3 separate regions of the Homo sapiens genome follow, and regions 1 and 3 are each linked to region 2. A link is a loop called in an ENCODE intact Hi-C map of the cell type or tissue named here. Cell type or tissue: Caco-2. All regions are shown on one strand.

The links. Hi-C counts contacts between places; a loop is a spot of excess contacts. Peaks named below come from ENCODE experiments on the same cell type or tissue, not always from the same donor. Only the 100,000 strongest peaks of a DNase experiment are listed, where the experiment ranks them.
Region 1: it touches region 2 in a loop (6-fold over the local background); 2 of 110 quality-filtered maps call a loop at or near these places.
Region 3: a loop joins it to region 2, with 5 times the contacts of the local background. A loop is called at or near these places in 6 of 110 quality-filtered maps.

The regions. Positions count from the first base shown.
Region 1 is chr15:23,873,276-23,881,275 of GRCh38, reverse strand. No RefSeq gene overlaps it. Among named protein-coding and RNA genes, the nearest start is that of PWRN4, 98 kb to the left of the region's middle. In Caco-2, a CTCF peak has its summit at 3,150 (motif pointing right); a DNase peak (open chromatin) is centred at 3,145.
Region 2 is chr15:23,625,419-23,633,418 of GRCh38, reverse strand. It overlaps LOC124903576 (a long non-coding RNA gene), which reads right to left and starts at 5,793. Exons shown (of 2, transcript XR_007064789.1): 1 at 4,302-5,793; 2 at 3,344-3,463. RefSeq lists an enhancer at 4,105-4,626. In Caco-2, a CTCF peak has its summit at 4,153; no DNase peak of the experiment used is centred here; H3K4me3 peaks cover 305 bases.
Region 3 is chr15:23,494,801-23,502,800 of GRCh38, reverse strand. No RefSeq gene overlaps it. Among named protein-coding and RNA genes, the nearest start is that of GOLGA6L2, 52 kb to the right of the region's middle. In Caco-2, a CTCF peak has its summit at 4,979 (motif pointing left); no DNase peak of the experiment used is centred here.

The sequences.
Region 1 (8,000 bases), 250 kb before region 2:
GTAATACTTGCTGCAAAGGTTTGTGGCTTCACTCTTGAAATCAGCAAGACCACAAACCCACGGAATGGAGAAACTCCAGACACACCATCTTTAAGAGCTGTAACACTCAGGATAAGGGTCAGTGGTTTCATTCTTGAAGTCAGTGAGACCAAGAACCCACTGGAAGGAATAAATTCTGGACCCATGAGGGACGGTCGTTCTCCATGATATTTTTTTTCCTAACTATCCAAATCCAGTGTGGACACTGAGAAAAAGGCTGGGTCCATCCCCAAGGAGGGACAGTAAAATAAGGAATTGTTGCGGAACTGTCACAGGAAAAAATTAAAGGGAGCTTAAGGAGAAATGCTACGTAATTATCAAATGTAATGTAGCTTCTAGCGTGGCATGCTGGGCTCGGTGCTGTGGGGTTAACTACCAGCACTTTGGGAGGCTGCGGCGGGCGGATCATGAGGTGAGGGAATTGAGACCATCCTGGCGAATACCGTGAGACCCCCCTTTCCACTAAAAACACAAAAAATTAGCTGAGTGGTGTTGCAGGCGCTTGCAGTCCCAGGTACTTAGGAAGCTGGGGCAGGAGAATGGCATGAACCCAGGAGGCGGAGCTTGCAGTGAGTTGAGATCGCGCCATTGCACTCCAGCCTGGGTGACACAGGGAGACTCCGTCTCAAAAGAAAAAAAAAAAATGGGATCCTGGAATAAAAAATGGGCATTAAGTGAAAACTAAAAGTATTCAAATAATGTGTGGATGTTAGTGAATATTCTATCGCTTCATTGTGACAAATGTTCCACAGTAATGCAAGAAAATAATAGAAACTGTGGAAAATGTTAGTGCTTTGTACTGTCTTCACAACTGTTCTGAAACTAAAACTCTTCTAAAATAAAAACAAAGTTATGTGTTTTTTAAGTCACTGCTGAGCTTACTGTACAGGACATTATTAATATTCCTGATGCCTGCTGAGTGCATCTCCCCAATTCCAGCCCCTTTCTTACTCACTGCAGGTAATTATTATTTTAAATTCTCTCATGCCCTAATTCTTATTTTTCTAAATTTTTATTTCTAAATTAACTGATTATTGCCTTCAAACTTAAATGTATCTAAATCCGTATTCCTAATTTAATTTTGAGAAACCAAACAAACCCATATTGTAGGATATTTTGCAAAACAAAAACAAGGCTCACGCCTGTAATCCCAGCACTTTGGGAGGCTGAGGCAGGTGGATCACGAGGCCAGGAGATCGAGATCATCTTGGATAGCATGGTGAAACCACGTCTCTACTAAAAAACATACAAAAAATTAGCCGGGTGTGGTGGTGGGCGCCTGTAATCCCAGCTACTCCGGAGGCTGAGGCAGGAGAATGGTGTGAACCTGGGGTGCGGAGGTTGCAGTGAGCCAAGATTGCGCCAATGTACTCCAGCCTGGGCGACAGAGCGAGACTCCATCTCAACAAAACAAAAACAAAAACACCTGACTACTTTACCCTTTTCAAAAGGGTAAAGTGATAAAAATTTAAGTGAAGACTGAGAAACTGTTGCAGACTGGAAAAGACCTGATGTGGCAGATAGAACCTAACATGCTGCCCAATGATGCCCACCTCTTGGTGTACACAACCTTGTATTCTAATCCCCTCCCAGTGCGTGTGGTCAAGAACCGTGACTTATAAACAACAGAATACCAAAAGACTGACGCGATGTGACTTGGGTGATGATCTTACATAAGTCTGTGATTTCTTTCTTCCTGGCAAACTCTTTCTCTTTATGGCTTTGGAGGAGCATTCCGCTATGTGGGATAAACCAACATGAGAAGAACTGAATGCAGCCTTAGGCCAACAGCCAGCAAGGCGCTGAGGCCCTTGGTCTAATAGCCTGCCCCAGAAGTTGCAATATACATTTACAAATAAAACTACATTATTTCACAAGTATTGTGAGTATCTTATAATAAGAGAACAATCCTAAATCCTCTGTCCTGTAGCTTGTATCATTATTCATTCATGTCACCTATATTGGAGCATATATATAAACATACATAAAAAAGTCAATTGTTGCTATTATTGTTTTCAACCAGCTCTTATCTGTTGAATCAATTCACACAAGGAAAAATAAAAGCTTTTATTCTCTAGAGAAATTACTTTAAAAAGTTTATTGCTGATATGCTAATAAAGGATAAGAATGGAATATAAAATATTCAATTGAAATCACACAATGCAGAAAGAGTAGAATACAAAAATATAAACAAAGAACAAGAACAGCAAATATAAAACAGTAAGAAATATGGTTGGTATTAATGCAATTGTATCAACAATCACTATGAACGTCTCTGGTCTAAGTGCACCAATTAAAAGACACAAACGGCAAATTAAAAAACTATGTGTTGTTGTCTACAAGACACCCACTTTTAATTTTAAAAAGATACGTATAAATTAAATTAAAAGATATAAGATATACTTCACATATATTGAAAAAGAAAAAATCTAAAACAATAATCTAAGTTTCCATCTTAGGATCCTAGAAAAGAAGAACAAATTAAATACAAAGTAAGCAGAAGAAAACATATGAGACTGCAAAGATAGTAAAAGCAAAGTAACAGATATGCCAACTGAATTTTTCAAATGAATATTAATTACGTAACACTTTCCAGAACACAGAAGTATCCGAATTTAAGAAGGAAAACACAACCCCAAATAGAATCTTTGCTTAAGGCATGCAGGGGTGATACCCTCGTGAAATAAGTAGACAGTAATCTTCAGAAATGATCAACCAAAGGCTTATTAAAGTAGATAATTTCATTTTTTACTCAGCTGGGAAATACTTTATGAATAACCCACCAGTAAGAAACTTAAGTAAGCAACCATTGCTACATATATAATGAAAACGAGCACAGGTGACAAGACATCAAAATACTTGTTACGCTCTGAGACACAGGAGAAAATCATGAGATTTGTATGAGAATATCAAAGAGCATGTTGGAGGAAACGCAGACACAGGTGAACCTGCGCTAAGAAACGTCCCGTGAAGGTTCGCCCGCCGCCGCATCTGGCGCATCTCCTACACGCCTCTCCTGCGTCCTGGCGCCAGGCGCTTTACTCTGCGCAGCTGGGCACCGGTTTCATCCACAGCTTCCGGTGAGGCTGCGCTCAGCTTCTGATGGATGGACGCTAGGGGGCGGAATGAGACCGCCGCTCTAAAGTTCTGCGGGGATCCTACCTACACCTGCAAAGTGACCAAGGGACGGAGGCCAGTGCTAGACGTGTGGTGCAGGTTCTAAACGATGGAGAAACGGGAACAAGACCATCTAAGCACCCGAGCCTCCCTTTCCGGGAGCCTTGGGTCCTCTCTCTCCACCCTCGTTCCTCTCTAGACCCAACCCCTCCTGATAATGCCCAGGGACCATCTTGACTCATTCTGTCTTCCTCCAAGCAGACCTCGTGCGCTGGGGAACCATTTTAGGAAACCAGAACTAGATATTCAAATCCCTCCCCACAGAATGCAGTCCTCAGGGAGCAGCCCTCCCTTCCCTGCCCAGTCCCTCCTTGGTCAGCGCTTCCTGCTCCTACCTCCTCAGGTATTACTCATCCCAGCGGTCCTTCCAATCCACTGCCCTCTTCTCATGCCCTGGCCTGTGCCATGGACACATTGTTTCCTCGTCTCTTTCCCTCCCCTGCTGGCTGGACTCACTGCTTCTCACTCTCCAGAATCTCCTCCAATGCTCCTCCTCCTGGAGACCTCCCTTGTCCATCCCAGTCCAGGTCTGATGCCTGTCCCCTGAGTTTGCAAGGGCAGTTCTTCCACCTACAGTTTGGTGTCTGTAAGTTTCCTAAATCCTCGCTGGACTTAAACATCAGATAATTTTAAAACTTTTTCTATGCTCCTTCCCTGTAAGCCCCACACATGTAGTGGACAAAGAGCAACACAGAAGATTCTTTATATTTAACTTCACAAATGAACTAATAAATCTCTCCAAATCCTCACCTGTATTCTTGTCTACTTCCCAATAAACTCAAAGGATGTTAATATGAAGAGGGTTTGCACTAGACAATAAGCATGTTTCTGTTTTGTTTTGGTTTTGCTCCCTTCTGTTCTCAGGCCAGGATGGGAGCCCTGACTTCCCCTCAGCCTCTTCTCCAGCCTCTCCATCCTCAATCCACTGCAGGGCCCCTCTCATGGGTTAGGCTGCTTCTACCTCATCTGCTCCTCTTCTGTCCTGCAGGACAATGTTACCCTCTTAGAGCATGTAAAATCATCTTCTCTGGATTCATATCTATTAATATAGGTCCCTTCATAAATATTTCCAAATCTTTATTATTTACCCTATTTCACTAATTTTATTATGCATGTTTTTGAATTTTTACCACATTTGCTTTTTGGCTAGTGTGAGTCAGGACATGGTTTTCATTATCTGCACTTGGATGAAACTTTTCTGGAATTTTCTTCTGTCTCCTTCTGGTAGGGCCACCTGCATCAACACTGGTAGAATGGAGGGAGAGGTGTAAATCACACAAACAATGGTGCAGCCTTCTTTATTAAAAATGATTTCTTTATCCCCACTCTTCATTCCACAAAAGGAGAGATTAAGATATCCATTATTTGTTTATTTTATTTTATTTCAATTCTGGCACTTTTTATTTTCCCATGTTCTGGCTTCTTTTTTATTTTCTTCCAACTTTTATTTTAGATTCACAGTGTCCATGTGCAGATTCGTTATATGAGTAAGCTGTGTGTCACTGGGGCTTGATATACAAAGGATTTTGTCACCCAGTTAGTGCACATAGTACCCAATAGGTAGCATTTTTAGTCCTCACCCTCCACGCTCAAGCAAACCCTAGGGTCTATTGTTCCCCTCTTTGGGTTCATGTGTACTCAGTGTTTATTCCTCACTCTTAAGTTAGAACATGTAGTATTTGGTTTTGTTTTATTGTGTTAACTCACTTAGGATAATGTCCTCCAGGTGCATCCATATTGCTGCAAATGACATGATTTCATTTTTTATGGCTGCATAGTATTCTGTGTATATATGTGGCACATTTTCATTATCTAGTCCACCATTGATGGGAATCTAGGTTAATTCCATGTCTTTGCTATTGCAAAATGTACTGCAGTTATCCATTCTTTAAATCAAATTCTGATTCAAAATCAGAATAGGACTATCAATATACTTTAAAATTCATTGGCAAATGAATTTTCATGTTGTTTTCATTTTTATGTGAATATAATGTATACTCTAATAATTCCACAGGGACTCTTAAATAAGTATAAAATAAAGCTATTTACTGTGTCACATTTTGACTGTCATATTTATCTTTTATTTTAGATGCATGTTAAATCTTTCATTCAGTGGCACACAGTGAATGAACCCATGGAGGCTCCTACAGACATCGTGAGTAGAAAAGTTCTCACTTTCCCTTTCACATTACAAATGCCAGTTCACTTGTCTGTTTTCCCTGTGAATTTGATTCACAGTGTTCCTTCTTCACCTTAATTTTGCCAACTAGGAGCATACAGCCAGTGATACAATAATAATTGAATAATCGCCAGATGAATGAATCACAATGTTGTGGATAAATCATTATGGTTTGAATGTCTTACCACATGTAAACATATAAAAAATGGGTACATATGTAAATCAATGGTTTGCAAGACAGTGTATATCAAATATTGAAGGTCGGTGCAGTGACACGTGAAAGATTTGAAACAATGACCTTTGTCCTAGTAATGCCCCCAGTTTAATGATTCCAAAAATTTTCCAGTGGCAAAGATCTTGGAAAACTTTTTTATTTGAGATGAAGAATCTGAAGTCTGAAAGAACAAGGTGGCTCTATTTTCTAGAACAGGTCTGAAGAAGACAGGTCTAGTCACAGAAAAAACTCTAGAGATTGGCAAAAGTTCCTGCAGCGCATCTGAGTTAAGAAATTAACTGCGGCTGGGCAAAGAATCACCTAATTTGATTAGAGGTGCCTCACACACAAGGTTGGAAACAATTTCTTTTCTTAAACTACATCAGCCAAATTGGTAAACTTCAGGATTCATAGGACATTGGAAAGAAGACACAGATGGGTCTTCTCTCAGAAGTAGAGAATAATTGGTCCTACATTAAATACAGTATCTGGGTCCAAGTAGCAAACATAAGAGGCAAGATTGCAAAGAATGAAACTGTTCCCAAAAAATGTCTCAGAATAGTCAAGCGTATTTATTGAAATACAAAAATTTACAGTACCCAACAAGCTAAAATTCACAATAGCTGGCATCGAATAAATATTGGGCATGCAAAGAAATATAAAAATATCACCCAGAATGCATAGATAATTTAATTATTTGAAACCGGCCCAGAAGTGACACAGCAGTTATATAACATTAAAAGTTAGTGTTTTTCATACATAGTTTTTGTCACTGCACTCTATACGTTGAAAAGTTAATAGAGATGAGGTGAAAATAAAGAAGACCCAGATAAAACTTCTAGGGAGGAAAACTATAATGTCAGTGATGTTTTAAAAGTACAGGGAATGGTATTAACTGCAGATTAGACTTCCAGAAGAAAAGATTAGTAAGCTTGAAGATATGGCAATGGAACCCATCTAAAATAAAAGAGACAAACATAATAAACATGAATGAAAACAGTATCAGTGAGCTGTAGTATAGCTTCCAGCAGCCTCACATATGTGTAACTGGAGTCCAAATTTATACAAAGTAATAAACCCACACATTCAAAAACTCAGTGAGTTCCCAAACACAAAAAACATGAATATATCTATTTAAAAAGCACTTCATGACCAAGTGGCTCCAAAACAATGATAAAGAAAGCACCTAGACAGAAGAAAGGCATGTTGGTAGAAAAGAATAGAAATCAGGCCAGGCGAGCCCGGTGGCTCACGCCTGCAATCCCAGCACTTTGGCAGGCCCAGGCGGGTAAATCACGAGGTCAGGAGATCGAGATCATCCTGGATAATATGGTGAAACCCCATCTCTACTAAAAATACAAAAAATTAACCGGGCCTGTTGGCGGGCGCCTGTAATCCCAGCTACTAGGAAGGCTGAGGCAGGAGAATGGCGGGAACCCGGGAGGCGGAGCTTGCAGTGAGCCGACATCGCGCCACTGCACTCCAGCCTGGGCGACAGAGCTAGACTCCATCTCAAAAAAGGAAAAGAAAAGAATACAAATCAGGATAACATCAGATTTCTCAATGAAAATGTGTCTGGAAGTGGTTCCTTCCGGTAGGTTCTTGGTCTCACTGACTTCAAGAATGAAGCTGCAGACCCTCATGGTGAGTGTTACAGCTCTTAAAAATGGTATGTCCAGAGTTTGTTCCTTCAGATGTTCAGATGTGTCTAGAGTTTATTCCTTACGGTGGGCTCATGATCTCGTTTGACTTCAGGAGTGAAGCCACAGACGTTCGCAGTGAGTGTTACAGCTCTTAAAGGTGGCGCATCCGGAGTTGTTTCTTCCTCCTGGTGGGTTTGTGGTCTTGCTGACTTCAGGAGTGAAGCCACAGACCTTCACAGTCAGTGTTACAGCTGGTAAAGGTAGTGCAGACCCAAACAATGAGCAGCAGCAAGATTTATTGTGAAGAGTGAAAGAACAAAGCTTTCACAACCTGGAAGAGAACTCCAGCAGGTTGCCTCTGCTGCCTCTCCCGGCCAACTCTTATTCCCTTGTTTGTCCCTGCTCACGTCCTGCTGATTGGTCTATTTTACAGAGCGCTGATTGGTCCATTTTACAGAGTGCTGATTGGTCCGTTTTTACAGAGTGCTAATTGGTCTGTTTACAAACCTTTAGCTAGACACAGAGTGCTGATTGGTGTGTTTTAACAGAGTGCTGATTGGTGTGTTTACAAACCTTTAGCTAGACACAGAGCGCTGATTGGTGTGTTTACAATCCTTCAGCTAGACAGAAAAGTCCCCCAAGTCCCCACCGGACCCAGAAGCCCAGCTGATTTCACCTCTCAAAAACAACACAGAAGTGACAGTGTGGTGATACTGTTAAAGCAATGAAAATGCTTTAACATTTTAAT
Region 2 (8,000 bases):
CTTTATCCAACCTCCTATTCTCCAATTCACAATTGAATTGGAAACAGCGTGATCATCGGTAGAGAGTGTATTGGGGAAAAATATTCCATGCAGATATTGGATAAACAATTTTAAAATTTATTTTGCTGGTACTCAGACACCCATGCTTGTCAATTTTATGTTAGGAGACCAAACTTTTTTATCATTTAGGCAGAATCCAACTCCATCCTTCCCCATACCCCATTAATGAGTAATGCATTGGCCAGGCTTGGTGGCTCACGCCTGTAATCCCAGCACTTTGGGAGGCCGAGGCAGGTGGACCACTTGAGGTCAGGAGTTCGAGACCAGCCTGGTCAACATGGCGAAACCTTGTCTCTACTAAAAGTACAAAAATTAGCCCAGTGTGGTGACAAGCGCCTGTACACCCAGCTACTTGAGAGGCTGAGGCAGGAGAATCACTGGAACCCAGTAAACGGAGGTTGCAGTGAGCTGAGATGGCGCCACACGCCGCTGTACTCCCGTCTGGGCAATAGAGCAAGACTCTGTCTCAAAAAAAAAAAAAAAAAAAGCATTAAGTGTGTGTAGCATTCTCTATTGCTTCCCATTTCCACTCTTCCCACTTGATCCAGTCTCCTTCTTTGCTGATAGAGACTTGATTTGTAAGGATGTTTACTCTCCAATTTATTCATTAATCATAAATCCCTTCCTTCATCCAGGGTCAGCTTAATCATAATAAATTCAAGTATCACCCTCCATTCATGCACATGTGGCAAAATCTAGTCGGAAGGGTTTGTGGATATTTTCCTCCATAATAAAAGCATTGTTTTAAAAAGAGACGGCCAGGCATGGTGGCTCACGCCTGTAATCCCAGCACTTTGGGAGGCCGAGATGGGCAGATCACCTGAAGTCAAGTCAGGAGTTCGAGACCAGTCTGGCCAACATGGTGAAATCTCGTCTCTACTAAAAATACAAAAAATTTTCCAAGCGTGGTAGCAGATGCCTATAACCTCAGCTACTGGGGAGGCTGAGGCAGGAAAATCGCTTGAACCTGAAAGGCGGAGGTTGCAGCGAGCCGAGATTGTGCCAGCCACTACACTCCAGCCTGGGTGACAGAGCGAGACTCCACTAAAAAAAAAAGAGAGAGAGATTTGAAAATAGTTTGTCTTCAGCACTGACGCTCTAATATCTGCATGGGATTCCGGGAACTGCCCTAGTAAGCACACAGTCGTGAAAGAAACATCACCAAAAATCTCAGGAACAAAGGCAGAAACCACCCATGGCTTCAGTGATCCGGTTGAGCCACTGTATCAAGAAATCCTGGAATGGCCTACCTGTAGGGCATTTAAAAAGTAATTTTAGTTGGGTTGTATTTTACTTATAGCTACAAGCATCTGAATTGATCCCAAGCATTCCGCAGTCTGATTTGGGCAACAAGTTACGTGTTTCTCCTCCAAGTAGCCATAGATTCCTGGTTTCATGCACCAGCACCGCTTCTTTGACTTTTGGTAGAGTCCCCAGGTCAGGTGGGTGCTGGGGAGGCTCCAAGTAACCTCAAGACAAACATGAGATGGAATACCTCATCTCCCTAGTCAATTTTACTCAAATAGAAATTTTTTGAATGCAAAATACCGTGCAGAAACATATTACAATAACCAACGACCATAAATTACAATGAAACTTGATTCACTTCTGAATCACTATTTACTTTCAGCCCTTGTTTTCTTACATGGTATTTGGGACTCAGAGGCTTCATGGTTGCAGCAGGTGTAAGCATGCACACAGGATTTTTTTTAAACCCATCAGGGAACTAAGGTTACAGGGCAACCTGCCACCCTGAAATCCAGAGAGAAGGTTACTCCAGGGAGATACAGCATGTAAGACACAGAGAAAAAGCCACTGGGCACCCTAGGCTGGAGGAAGCCCTAAGAGCTCGCTTTAGACAGGAATACCGAAATCTCATCCCATCTTGGGGGAGGGAAGTGCACCCAGTCCAGCGTCACTCCAGCCTTCTTGTGTCATAAACTTGATGACCTAGATGAAATGAGGCAATTCTTTGAAAGACACCAACTGCCAAAACTCACTCAAGGAGAAATAGCTACCTAAAACACCAGCCCCCGATGCTTTCACTGGTGAATTCTACCAAATATATATATATATTTTTTTGAGATGGAGTCTCTCTGTGTCGCCCAGGCTGGAGTGCAGTGGCGCGATCTCGGCTCACTGCAAGCTCCGCCTCCCGGGTTCATGCCATTCTTCTGCCTCAGCCTCCCGAGTAGCTGGGACTACAGGCGCCTGCCACCATGCCCGGCTAATTTTTTGTATTTATTTTTATTAGAGACGGGGTTTCACTGTGTTAGCCAGGATGGTCTCGATCTCCTGACCTCGTGATCCACCCACCTCGGCCTCCCAAAGTGCTGGGATTACAGGCGTGAGCCACCACAACCCAGCCTCTACCAAATTTTTAAAAAGAAATAGTACAAATTAACACTTTTTTTTCTGGAAAGTTTGAGGTTGGAATACTGCTTAACTCATTTTATGAAGCTAGCATATTCATATGAACACTACCTGATTCATTTATGAAGCTAGCATTAACCAAAACCAGATAAAGACATTACCAAAAAAGGAGACTATGGAGAAATACCTCTGATTAATTGAGACACAAATCTCCCTAACATATTTTAACAAATCATATCCAGCAATATATAAGAGGAACAATATAATGTGACCAAATGGGGTTCATTCCAGGAAGGCAAGGCTGATTCAACATTTATAAATACTGATGTATATAATTTATCCTATTAACAGTATAAATAAGAAAAAATATGATCATGTCAATAGATGTAGAAGATATATTCAACAAAATTCAACACCCATTCATGATATACAGTCTTGAAAACTAGAAATAGCAGGGATCTTCCTTAACCTAATAAAGGGTTTATATGAAAAGTTTGCAGCTAATTTTATTCTAAATGACTAGAGAAAGAATGCTTTCCCTCTAAAATCAAGACCGCATGACATTGGTGAAAGAGTAGCCACATAGATCAATGGAGTAGAATAGAAAACTCATTAATGAATGAACACAAATATTGTCAATGGATTTGTGGCAAAGGTGCAAAGGCAATTCAGTGGTGAAAGAATACTTTTTTAACAAATGATGGTGGAAAAATTGGATGTCCGTATTCAAAAAGTGAACTTTGACACAGATCTCACATCTTACACAAAAAGTGACTCAAAGTGGATTATAGAACTAAATATAAAATGCAAAAGTACAAAACTCTTAGAGGAAAATATGGGATAAATTTTCATGGCTTTGAGTTTGTTGACAAATTTTTAGATATGATAAAAAATACAACCCACAAAAAAATTGATAAATTGGACTTTATTAAAATTATGTTTCCCTCTGTGAAATTAACTCTTGAGGGAATGAAGAAACAAGCTTCAACCTTGGAGGATATATTTGCACGTCACATATCTGATAAAGGACCTGTATCCAAAATACACAAAGAACTCTTACAATTCAGCAAATAAAAACAAATAACCAAACTCATAAATAAGCAAAAGAATACCTTATATAACATGTTCAAGACACCTGTAGATAGTGTACAGCAAGTCCTTGTTTTAGACTTTTTTCTTCATTATATTATTCACTATTTATACAATTCCCAAATAGGAGTGTCTAGGAGCTTTTCTCATGAAAAAGAGGGAAGTGATCTAAAATTACGAAACTGAAGCCTGAGACTAAGATTACACATTTTACACACATGCATATCACTATTTTTCATTCTAAAATGAGTGTTTTTCTATATCAGAGAAATTATATTCAATTCCATTTTGTAGGACTCTATAGCAGAGCCTCTCCGATATGAACCTGTTTAATTTGTATAATGTTGATAATTATTTTCCATTCACAATAACAACAACAAAGGCTTTTTACACTATATAGTTTTCAGCAACAAACTGCAGTCACTTCAGTGTCTAGCTCCGAGGTCTATGAAGTAGAGTTTATCGGGCCATCTAGTGGCCACTAGATCAACCAACAGTTTTTTGTATTTTCTGTTACTGTGAACAACTACAGGCTTCACTAAATTTACACTAAGTCTAAAAAAGCTAAAACTAGACCTCCCTGCAGACTGTCTACAACTGTCCTGAACATAACATAATTCATGACCCATATGTTTTGCTAATGTAACAATTGTATTGTATCTTTGTGGTATTGCACCTTACACGGGGCACCAGTTGAGGTATGGCGTCTTACCAGAGGGCATTAGCTGCGGGGGTTTGCCCGCAGACCCTGACCCAAAAGACGGATGAATAAAACGTACATTGACATACAGATACTTTGTTTCGCCAGTCCAGCTGAGCGTCCGACTGCCTGCACACCAGGAGAGGTTTGTCACTGCGGCTGGTCCTGAGCAGCTTGCACTTCAGGCATTTATTTAGTATACAATGAACAACAGAAGCTTTGAGTAAACACACTTGAGGATAATTAACATGGTTAAGAAAGTAGTTTTACAAATGATTAAAACTTAGGTACTACGGTTTAAAGTAAATACCATTAGGGGGCAATTTCCCTAGTTGACCTCCCCGCCCCTACCCCCACCCACAACCACCCAGAGGGCCATTTGGCTTAAAGATTAGTTAATGGAGGTAGGGTAAACAGAAGTAACTGGGGAATCCTCTATTGTTCCTAGTATTTACCCTATGACCTAGTGCTCTAAGGTAAGAACCGGCTGCCTTTAGCCTGTTCAATTATTACAAGCTATTTAAGCTTTTGGCCTTTCAAAAGATTTGTGATTATTTCCTATAACTTTCCCTAATATTCCCTTTAATATTTTTGCCATTATCCTAAGTGACTCACAACAGATCTTAATATAATTATTACATAAATGTATAATCCATATTTTTTAGACCTGATTAATTGAATGATTCAGTGGGATATATCAATTTTTCCTCTTTCCATTGTAATAAATCTTGTTTAAGTCACTAACATGTCTTGCCTGGAAGATTATTATCTCCTAACTGGTCCCTTGTCATCCTCTCTGGATTCTTAAAATTCATTCAACAAAGAGTAACTCAATCTTTTAAAGACCTGTGTATCATAGTAAGATCATGGATTTTCTCTGCTTAAAATTTTCCAATGAGGTTTCATCACAATTATAATGAAATGTGAACTCCTTTTCACTGTTTACACAGTCCTGTGGGATCTGGTCTCCACACTCCTCTTAAACTTCATTTCCTACCACTCTCCTCTCCATTCACTAGAAACCAGCTATATTATTTTTTGTCGTCGTTGTGTGTTGTTTCTTAAACACATTCTCCCAGACTTTGGGCTTTGGGTGTGTTGTTTGTCTAACTGGAATAATTGGTGCCCACATACCTACATGGGTTGCTTCTTCTCTAAAACCATGGGTGGTTGCAGACCAAATACCATGTCCTCAAAAATGTATTCCTTCTTAGTTACTCAGAAATTAAACACCAGCTGCAATCAAAGAAACTCGCAAATCTCAGTGGCTTAGTTATATATTACATTATATTAATCATGTAAACTTCAGTATGGGTAAAGGGGAGTGAAGACTGAGAAGTTCTGTTCCATGAACCATTCAAGGACTCACTCGGGCACCGATCCTTTTATGACTTGGCTCTCTTCCTGGTTCTCAGAATCCATGCCGTTCACCTGTCAGAGAAAGTAAAAGAGTGTGGAGGATTATGTCAGAGATTTTTATAAACTGTATTTGGGAGTGGAGTACTTTATTTCTACCTATATTAGTTGGAATTCAGTCACATGACCTCAACTAACTGCAGCTAGGGATGGTATATGTGGGGCAGCTGTGTGCCCAAGAGAAAACAGGATTTGATGCGATCACAGCGTTCTCCTCTGCCATGGTAGCCCTTGTGTTTATCAAATATCCACTTTACACTTCCTTTTAAATGTTGAACACACTCTCCCTAGAGGAGACAATCCAAAATTCACCTACGTATTGAATCCAGCTCAAAGTTCAGGATTTCAGAATTATACTCAGCCTTCTCCACCAAGTTCTGCCGTGGTTTGTCAAGGTCAGGGACCCAGGAACTAAAAAGATAAGTTATGTTTCAAACAGCCAATAGGGGGAAGCAAAAAATAACCATAATGAGAATTCTCGTTTGGAAACGAAAAGGAGGCACATTACCGTTATGGACTCACAGGAATTACGGAATCTTGCTGGTACTTGATGATGTGTCTGTGAAGCAAGTGGGAATTAGTATTCCAGAAGAGCAAATACATGGGATAGAATTTTAGTTGCCACCTTTTCAGGTAAGATGGGATAGAAATGGAGTCCCTGAAATAAGAAGTATGTTTCTGTACATTTCAATACTGAACCAAGAAAGGACATGTGGCTTGATGATACGTTGAAATATTTATCTGGGTGTTTCACATTTTTCCTCTCCCTCTTCCCATGTGTACTCTGAGGGTCAGACCACTTGCAGACATGAGTCACCTACTTTGAAGGAGCAACCAGAACTCTGACTCCAAAGAGTAAAACTTGATAACGGAAAAGACAGTGAAAAGAAATATTCTGTTTCACACTTACAGAGTTAGTTTTAAAATGGTCCTAAGAGGTGAAGAGAACATGCTGATGGAAGAAAGAACGGAATGGATAAAATTTGATCTCGAGAGGTGAGGTTAAAGCTGAGGTTGATGGTAGGATACAAATGGATGTTCTTTTACAGCACAAATCATTTTTATAGCAGGATCCTGACTCAGTGCTCAGGTCTGTTTCTCCTGGAACTTTCTCTTGGGAGAAGTCAACCCATCAGCCATTGAGCATCTTATGCTTATCTGTCCTTCCTTGTTTGTATCCAATGATTCTGGACACTTGTAGATAATTCTAGGACCAAGGGTGAGTTATTTGAATACAGTGGGAGATGATAGCAGAATAAGCACCTAGTCACAGTCAGTTTAGAATGACTCTTATAGAAAGTAGACTCTGATTCAGCATGAAGAAAAATCTATAAAGCAAATGGAAAACAAAAAAGGGGCAGGGTTGCTATTCTTCTTTCAGATAAAACAGTCTTTAAAACAGCAATGATCATGAAACACAAAGAAGGGCATTACATAATAATAAAGAGTTCAATTCAATGAGAAGATTTAATTGTCCTAAATATATATGCAACCAACACTGGAACATCCAGATTAAAAAAACATTTTGTTAGAGACCTGAGAAGACAATTAGATATCCATACAATAATAATGGGAGATGTCAACGCCCCACTGACAGTATTAGATAGATTATAGAAGCAGAAAACTCACAAAGTTATTCAGGACCTAAAACTCGACACTTGGCCAAATAGACCTAACATAACAACAACAGAATATACATTTTTCTCAGCTGCCCATGGCATATACACTCTATAATCACTCACACACTCAGCCACAAAGCAATTCGCAACAAATTCAAAATAAATGAAATCATCCCAACCACATGGTCAGACACAGTACGGTAAAAATAGAAATCAATACCAAGAAGATCTCTCAAAATCACACGATTACATGGAAATTAAAAAATCTACTACTGAATTTGGGTAAACAATAAAATTATGGCAAAAATCAAGACATTTTTTGAAACTAATGAAAACACAGATACAACATACCAGAATATCTGGGACACAGCTAAACAGTGTGAAGAGGAAAGTTTACAGCATTAAATGACTACATGTAAAAGTTAGAAATACCTCAAATTAACAAACTAAAATCACACCTAAAGGAACTAGAAAAGCAAGAGCGAACTGATGACAAGGGTAACAGAAGAAAATAAATAACCCAAATCAGAGCTGACCTGAATGAAATGTAGATGAGAAAAACCATGTAAAACATATCAAAGAAACCAAAAGCATGTTCGTTAAAATAATAAATAAGATTGGTAGACTGCTAGCTAGACAAAGAAAGTAAAAAGATCCGAATAAACACAATAAGAAATGACAAAGAGGACATTACTACTAATCCCAAAGAAATACAAAAAGTCCTCAGAGGCTATTATGAACAC
Region 3 (8,000 bases), 130 kb after region 2:
GAGAAAGAAAGAAAGAAAAAGTATTTATATAAGGGGAAGAAATACTACTGATACTCCTAAGATAATGCATTGATGATGATGCTGATGATGAAACAAAGTTTTGTAATTTAACCCAATTGGAAATCCAAAATGTACTAAAATAATTTATATAACAGAGATAAAAGTGCACTGATTGGCTTTCATACCTCTACAACATAATTCCTGAATTAAATTTAGTATTGGCTTAAATATAGCAGTTGACAAAACTTCATGACTTTAATACTGGAGCTCAAATTAGAGTTACACCTGGGGATCCCACTAGATTTAAACAAGATGCCCTAATCATTTTATGAGAGTAGCTAAATATAAAATAGAGAAAAATAGGTATGTTTCACGTTATATCTTTTCCTAAATTTCCCAATCAGAATACCCATTGTTCTAAATTATGTTCCAACACAATGAATAACAAATTAAACTTAAAGCAATTATTTGGCATTTACAAATTGGATTGATAAAACAGGACCCCATGTGCCCCAGGTTAAAATAGTTTATAAAGATAAATATAACTAAAAACAGACTTTTCAAGGATTAAAATCTCTTATATAAAAGAAAATTAGTAAAGGAATGATCATTCCCATTGCTTCTCCATTTTAACAGCCCAATTTTGCCAATTCTTAAACCTGGGAAGAATGAAGATTGCCTCATAGTAGACTGCTACAGCTAAAATGCTATGGTCCCATTTGTTAAGGCTCCCATATTCAATACCCAAAATTATTTTGTTATGAGAATAAAACAGGAATATTTAGAAGAATGCCCCCACAACCTGGGAAGGAGCTAAGTGACCAAATAATAAGTTGGACAAGTCCAGCTTGATGAGTACATGAGGCTTTTAGGACTTACATACAGGACATTCCTGGGCAGCAACAGGAAAACTCCAGAGACCTTCCCTACCAGACATTTCTAAGCTGCTTTTAAGCTAATTTTTTGGCTCATTGCCTACTGCATGCAATGGATTATTTTTTCTTGGTAGGTTACCTGTGCACTCCAGGATGTTTGGGTTCCCAGAAACACCTGTTCCTCAGCTGGAAACCATTGCCTTGGCTCACCACTTGGCCTTCAAGGGCCAAGCAGAAGACCTACACCCTTAAGTAACCTGGTGGGGGGTGCCCATCACCCTATGTATTTACATTTCTGATTCTATTCAGTTGGCAACCAATAAATATTTTCCTATTATGGAAGTGGCTAATATGTATTGTTCAGTATCTATTTCAAAAACTTCTCAGCCTCAGTTTGGCTTCACCCCCAAAGGGATACTATAGGCCCTTCTGGACTACTGTGTGGTACCTCAAAACCTTCCTCATCACACACAATCTTTGCAGGAAAGATCTTAACTAAATCCAGCTTTCTCCGGAAACAGGTATCTTAGTCCATTCAGGCTGCCATAACAAAATAGTAAAGACTGAGTACTTTATAAAGAATAGATATTTACTTCTCACAGTTCCAGTGGCTGGAGAGTCCAAGATTTAGGTGCTGGTATATTTGATATCTGGTGAGGGCCCATTGATGCATACATGGTGCCTTTCTGTTGTGTCCTTATATGATAGAAGGGTGAGCTAGCTCTCTGGAGTCTGTTTATTAGGGCATTAATACTATTCATGAGAGTTCTGCCTAATCACCTCCCAGAGACTCTACCTCCTAATACTACAACATTGGGAATTAGTATTTCAACATATGAATTTTGGAGGAGGGGCCCCATGGCTTTGCTAGGTATAACCCTAGTGGCGACTCTCTGTGTTGGCCACAACCTTACGGTAGCTCGCTGCTTGAGTCTTGAGCCTGAGGGTCTCCCTGGCTTCATTCTTCAAAATCTATGTGGGAGTAGACACACCCCCATGGTTTATGCATTTTGTGCTTCTTTGGAGATGGCACCACATGTACCCTGCCAAGGTTTATCATCTATGCTGTGTGGAGGGGAGACCACCATGGCCTATGCTGCACCTGGGCCCTCTGGAGCCACAGCCGGTGTGGCCCAGGACAACTGTGCTCAAATTCAGGGAGCAGAGCTTTGAAATCATTCTTCCCTCCAGGTCCTTACATAAGCCTGTAATGAGAGAGACAGATTCCATAATCTCCAAAATTCCTTCCTGGTTATTCTGTCATTGTTTTGAGAAACAGCCCTTGTCTTGTGTTAGATTCCCAATCCATAGCAGTCTCCTTATCAGATGGTCACTTGACCATGCCCTTGTTCTCTCCCTAAAAGGAGGATGACTCCTTCTCCTTCTCCTTCTCCTTCTTCTTCTAGACAGGGTCTTTCTCTGTTGCCCAGGCTAGGGTACAATGGTGCAATCATAGCTCACTGCAGTCTGGAACCCCTGGGCTCAACTATTCCTCCTGCCTTAGGCTCCCAAATATCTGGGACTACAGGTGTGTGCTGCCATGCCTGACTAAATTTTTTAATTATTTTAAAATTTTTTGTAGAGAGAGAGTCTTGCTCTGTTGACCAGGCTGATCTTGAACTCCTGGCCTCAAATGATCCTCTCACTTTGGCCTCCAAAAGTGCTGAAATTATAGATGTGAGCCACCACACCTGGCCAGCTTTCTTATTTTTTTCCAATGTGGATAGGCTGAGAATCAAAAATTTTAAGATCTGCTTCCCTTTTGATTAACAATAACATTTTGGGCTATTTCTCTCTTCTTGAATTTTACTATAAGCCTTCAAGAAAAGCCAAGCTCCACCTTCAACACTTGGCTTAGAAATTTCCTGAGTAAAATATCCATTCATTTTCTCAAAAGTTCTACCTTCCATCAAACACTAGAATATGAACACAGTTCATCCAATTTTTTTGTCACTTTATAATGAGAATTGTCTTTCCCCCAATTTCCAATTACATGTTTCTCATTTCTGTCTGAAACCTCCTCAAAATGGCTTTTATCACCCACATTTCTATGAACATTGGGTTTATGGCCATCTTGGCATTCTCAAAGAAGATTTACCCTTTCTCTGCAGCTCTCCTCCTCTCCTTCTGAGCCCTCACTGGAATTAATCATTTAAGGCCACTCGTGGAAACATAGGTGCTTGCTAGCATGCACCTCAAAACTATTCCAGCTCGTAGTCATTACCCAGTTTCAAAGCTGCTACCACATTTCCATTATTTATTACAGCAACACCCTAACTTCTTGGAACCAATATTCTGTCTTAGTCTTTGGGGGATTTTCTAACAAAATACAATAGCCTGAATAGTTTATGAACAAAAGAAATGTATTTTTCACCTTCTGAAGGCTGGGAAGTCCAAAATCAAGGTGCCAGCAAGTTTGTGTCCAGTGAGGGTTAATTTTCCCATCCATGGGTGGTACTATATTATTGAGTCCTCATATGGCAGAAGGGTCAGGCTTGCTCTCTGGGGACTCTTTTATAAGCACATTAATTCCATTTGTGATGGCTCTGCTGTCATCATCTATTAAAGATTCCGCCTCCCAATACCATCCCATTTGGGGTTAGGATTTCAACACACGAATTTTGGAAGGACACAAACACTTAGTCTGTAGCTCCAAGGTACACATTTTACTCTCAGATACAATGGTGGGCTCTTAGAAACAACATTCAATGAAATTATATTTTCCCATTAGGCCCCAGGAAGCTGGATTAATTGAGAAGTCTTGTGGGCTCTTCAATGACTCCTACTTAAGTTAAAAAATAATAAATGAATTCCTAAATGGCCTCTATCTTGCCCCAGACCTTAATCTCTCTTAAGTTAAAGATGCAGAACTGACTTATAGCAACTTTAAAAAATCTTCCAATCACAATTGTCTATATTTAAAGGGAGATTCAAACGGATCCCAGATTGAGGATACCACTTTCTTAGGTACTTTTGCTAATCAGATTGTTTCACAAGTCAGGCACCTGTTCATCTGACATGGAACTCACTTGAACCTAAACTTACTCCCCAAAATCTTCCTCAATATTCATTTTATAAGGGATGGAAAATTTATCTGAGCTCGTCCTCTGATTACACTCAGAAATTAAAATTACTGCCCAAAAGCCAGTCCCAAAAATGGTAGAATGAAAGATAGAAAACTCCACTTAGTAACTTAAACTGACATTCAGATAGTAAAAGAATAAACACTATATTCCAAAATTATTGTAGGAAAACAGCCTGTTGCATGGCAAGAGTAATGCCATCTTGAAGCAAAACTGCCATAAGGACTGATGTTTCACTACAGCATACCAAGGCATTCCAGCAGCAAGGTCAAGAAACAATGCCTGTAGCATAGCTAACCCCTCATAAAGAAACAATGCCTGCAGCATAGCTAATTCCTCATATAGAAACAATGCCTGCAGCATAGCTAACCCCTAAAATAGAAACAATGCCTACAGCATAGCTAATTCCTCATAAAGAAACAATGCCTGCAGCATAGCTAACTCCTTATATAGAAACAATGCCTGCAGCATAGCTAATTCCTCATATAGAAACAATGCCTGCAGCATAGCTAATTCCTTATATAGGAAGAATGCCTGCAGCATAGCTAACTCCTCATATAGAAACAATGCCTGCATTATAGCTAATTCCTCATATAGAAACAATGCCTGCAGCATAGCTAATTCCTCATAAAGAAACAATGCCTGCAGCATAGCTAATTCCTCATATAGAAACAATGCCTGCAGCATAGCTAATTTTTCATAAAGAAACAATGCCTGCAGCGTAGCTAACTCCTCATAAAGAAACAATGCCTGCAGCATAGCTAACTCCTCATACAGAAACAATGCCTGCAGCATAACTAATCCCTCATAAAGAAACAATGCCAGCAGCATAGCTAACCCTTCATAAAGATGCTTATCTAACCTCCCCAGTAATCACCAGTTTCACTAAAGGGTCTCAGACATAACCAGTTGCATATGTTTTACCCAAAGAAGGCTTGCTATATAAAGAATACTTTCTAGAGGGCGAGTGTGAAGATTCACCCTCTCGTGGCCACCTGAAACATAGCTTCTGTTCATATTAAATGTTTCTTTCTAAGAAACTGGATTTGTCAACCTCTTTCTTTGGCCTCAGCTCCCTCAGCCTCTGAGGGTAGGTTTGCATATTCCTGCCCTGGTAATTATATATGCTAGAAAAATAATCATCATTAGATAACAAAAGTGTCAAGTGTTGCTGCACACTATTTTGTTGACAATTGGTTTTATTACTATTGATTTGGGTGCTTTCACTGGTTTGCAATCTGGTACTCCAAACCCTCCAAGTAAGTCATTGTTTCAAACAGACATAGCAAATGCTGTGGTCCACAAGCCATCAAGTATTGCTAATACAGCCCCAAACCTCATCCACTTGCCTATCACCAACAAACCAGCAACTGGGGAAAAGGATTCATACTAAGTGACTAAATTGGAGGACCTGCCTACAATCTAATGATGGATATCCAACCTCAGCCTCAAGATTTTAATTGGCAAAAAAACCTGCCACCTTATTAACAACATACACTCAAATCAAGCTGTGTGATTTAAAACCTATTTGTAGTAAAATGTTTCTTATCACCCATCTGAGAAAAACCTTGGACTATTGGGAGATTCAGATTTAGACGCTACTAATTATAGTGTTAATTGTGCCAATCAAGTTCCAGCACTTTGGTACAGTTACAGCAGCATGTTAGACGCAGACATTACCTTAGCTAGCCGTGCACCCACAAAGCCCCTTGACCTTAAGAATATTTGCAAGTCAAATTCCCAGGCACAACATTGCCTTCAAATTCCACAAGTGGCTCAGCCTTGTTATAATACAATAGAGGAACAAAAACATGATTCACATCAACCCTAGTGGTTATCCAACTTGGGAAGGATACCCCAGTCTCACATCCCAGATGACAGTGGTCTGCCTAGTCCAGGAATTCACTGCTGGAGATGACTTAGCTTCAGAGAACATTGCCCCAAACCAATACTTCACCATTGGAGATGACTTCACTTCCTGCACTGGAGATTACTTTTCCTTGGACACTTAGCTTCCCCAACAATGCCCATGGGCTCCCCTCCTAAGGCACTAACAAATATGCAATGGGATATTTATTGTTTCTTCCTTTGATATTAGGAATTCTAACATGTTTTCTGAGCTCACTTTTTGCTAGACAATGATCCTGGTATATAAGATGGAGCTTGGACTCCTCTTAGGGGCCTGTGGGTTGCCTCAAGCATGAAAATAAAGGAAAATCTTCAGTTCTTTCATGGTAGCCCTGAGACGTATATAAGCGACTTGATAAGCAATAAGGTAATTATAGCTTAAAACAATATCCAAAGAAGTTGGAATCCCCTATGGAAACTAAGGTAACATCTTAACATTTGTTATTGTTTTTCAGAAACCCAAATTTCCACCAAATTGCTCCACTGGCATATAGACCTCAATCAAGGGAGAATTGAGGACTAAACTGTGACTGCCATTCTTTTTTCTAAATTTCTTCCTGAGAGGCCTGAAGGAAGTCATACCCAGGAGTTAGAGCTAACCTTCTGTTCTGCTGACTCCAAGTTTTTAAACAAAGTATCTCTTTCTTAACCAATTGCAAATCAGAACATCTTTGAATCTACCTACGACCTGTAAGCCCCCACTTCAAGATATCTCACCCTTTTAGGCCAAACCAATGTGTAACATCCATATGTTGATTTATGATTTTCACCTTTTACTTCTGCTTTCCTGAAATTTACCCCTACCTTTAAAATCCTTCACTTGCGAGCAATTAGAGAGTTCAGAACTTAAGCAAGACCTGCCTGAGTCTTCTTGCTTGGTTCCTTGTAAATAAACATCCTCCTCTTTTCCTGCTGCAAACCTCAGTGTGGACATTTAGCCTTACTGTCGTGGGCAGTGGATCTCAGTTTGGTTTGGTAATAACCGTGACTGCAAAGGAACAACAGTCCCGAGCGGGCATCTCACTTGTGGCACAGGGGCTGCTGGCTGCAGCCATGCTCAAACCCTGTCCAGAAGCTGCCTGAATGATTGTATTCAGGGATGGATTCTTGCATCTGGCAACTGACCACCATTATGAAAGAAAGGCCTATGGTGCTTTCTTTCTATTTTATTTTATTTTTTTTTGAGACAGAGTCTTGCTCTGTCACCCAGGCTGGAGTGCAGTGGCGTGATCTTGGCTCACTGCAAGCTCTGCCTCCTGGGTCCACGTCATTCTCCTGCCTCAGCCTCCCGAATAGCTGGGACTACAGGCACCCGCCACCAAGCCTGGCTAATTTTTTTTTTTATTATTTTTAGTATAGACGGGGTTTCACCGTGTTAGCCAGGATGGTCTTGATCTCCTGACCTCGTGATCTGCCTGCCTTGGCCTCCCAAATTGCTGGGATTACAGGCATGAGCCACCGTGCCTGGCCTTCAATTTTTAATTTTAATTTTTGTGGGTACATAGTAGGTGTGTATATTTATGAAGTACATGACATGTTTTGATACAGGCATGCAATATGTATTAACCACATCATGTAAAATGGGGTGTCCTTCCCCTCAAGTGTTTATTCTTTGTGTTACTAACAATCCAATTATGCTTTTAGTTATTTTAAAATGTACAATTAAATTATTATTGACTATAGTCACCCTGTTGTGCTATCAAATACTAGGTCTTATTCTTTTTATTTTTTGTACCCATTAACCGTCCCCACCTCCCTCCCACCCTACCCCCACTTCCCTTCCCAGCCTCTGGTAACCATCTTTCTACTCTCTATCTCCATGAATTCAATTGTTTTGATTTTTAGATCCCACAAATGAGTGAGAACATGCAAATTTTTGTCTTTCTGTGCCTGCCTTATTTCACTTAATATGATGACCTGCGGTTCCATCCATGTTGTTGCAAATGACAGGATCTAGTTCTTTTTTATGGCTGAATAGTATTCCATTGTATATACGTACCTTATTTTCTTCATCCATTCATTCATCTGTTGACAGACTAGGTTGCTTCCAAACTTTGGCTATTGTGAACAGTGCTGCAACAAACATGGGAGTACAGATACCTCTTGGATATATGGATTTCCATGCTTTTGGGTA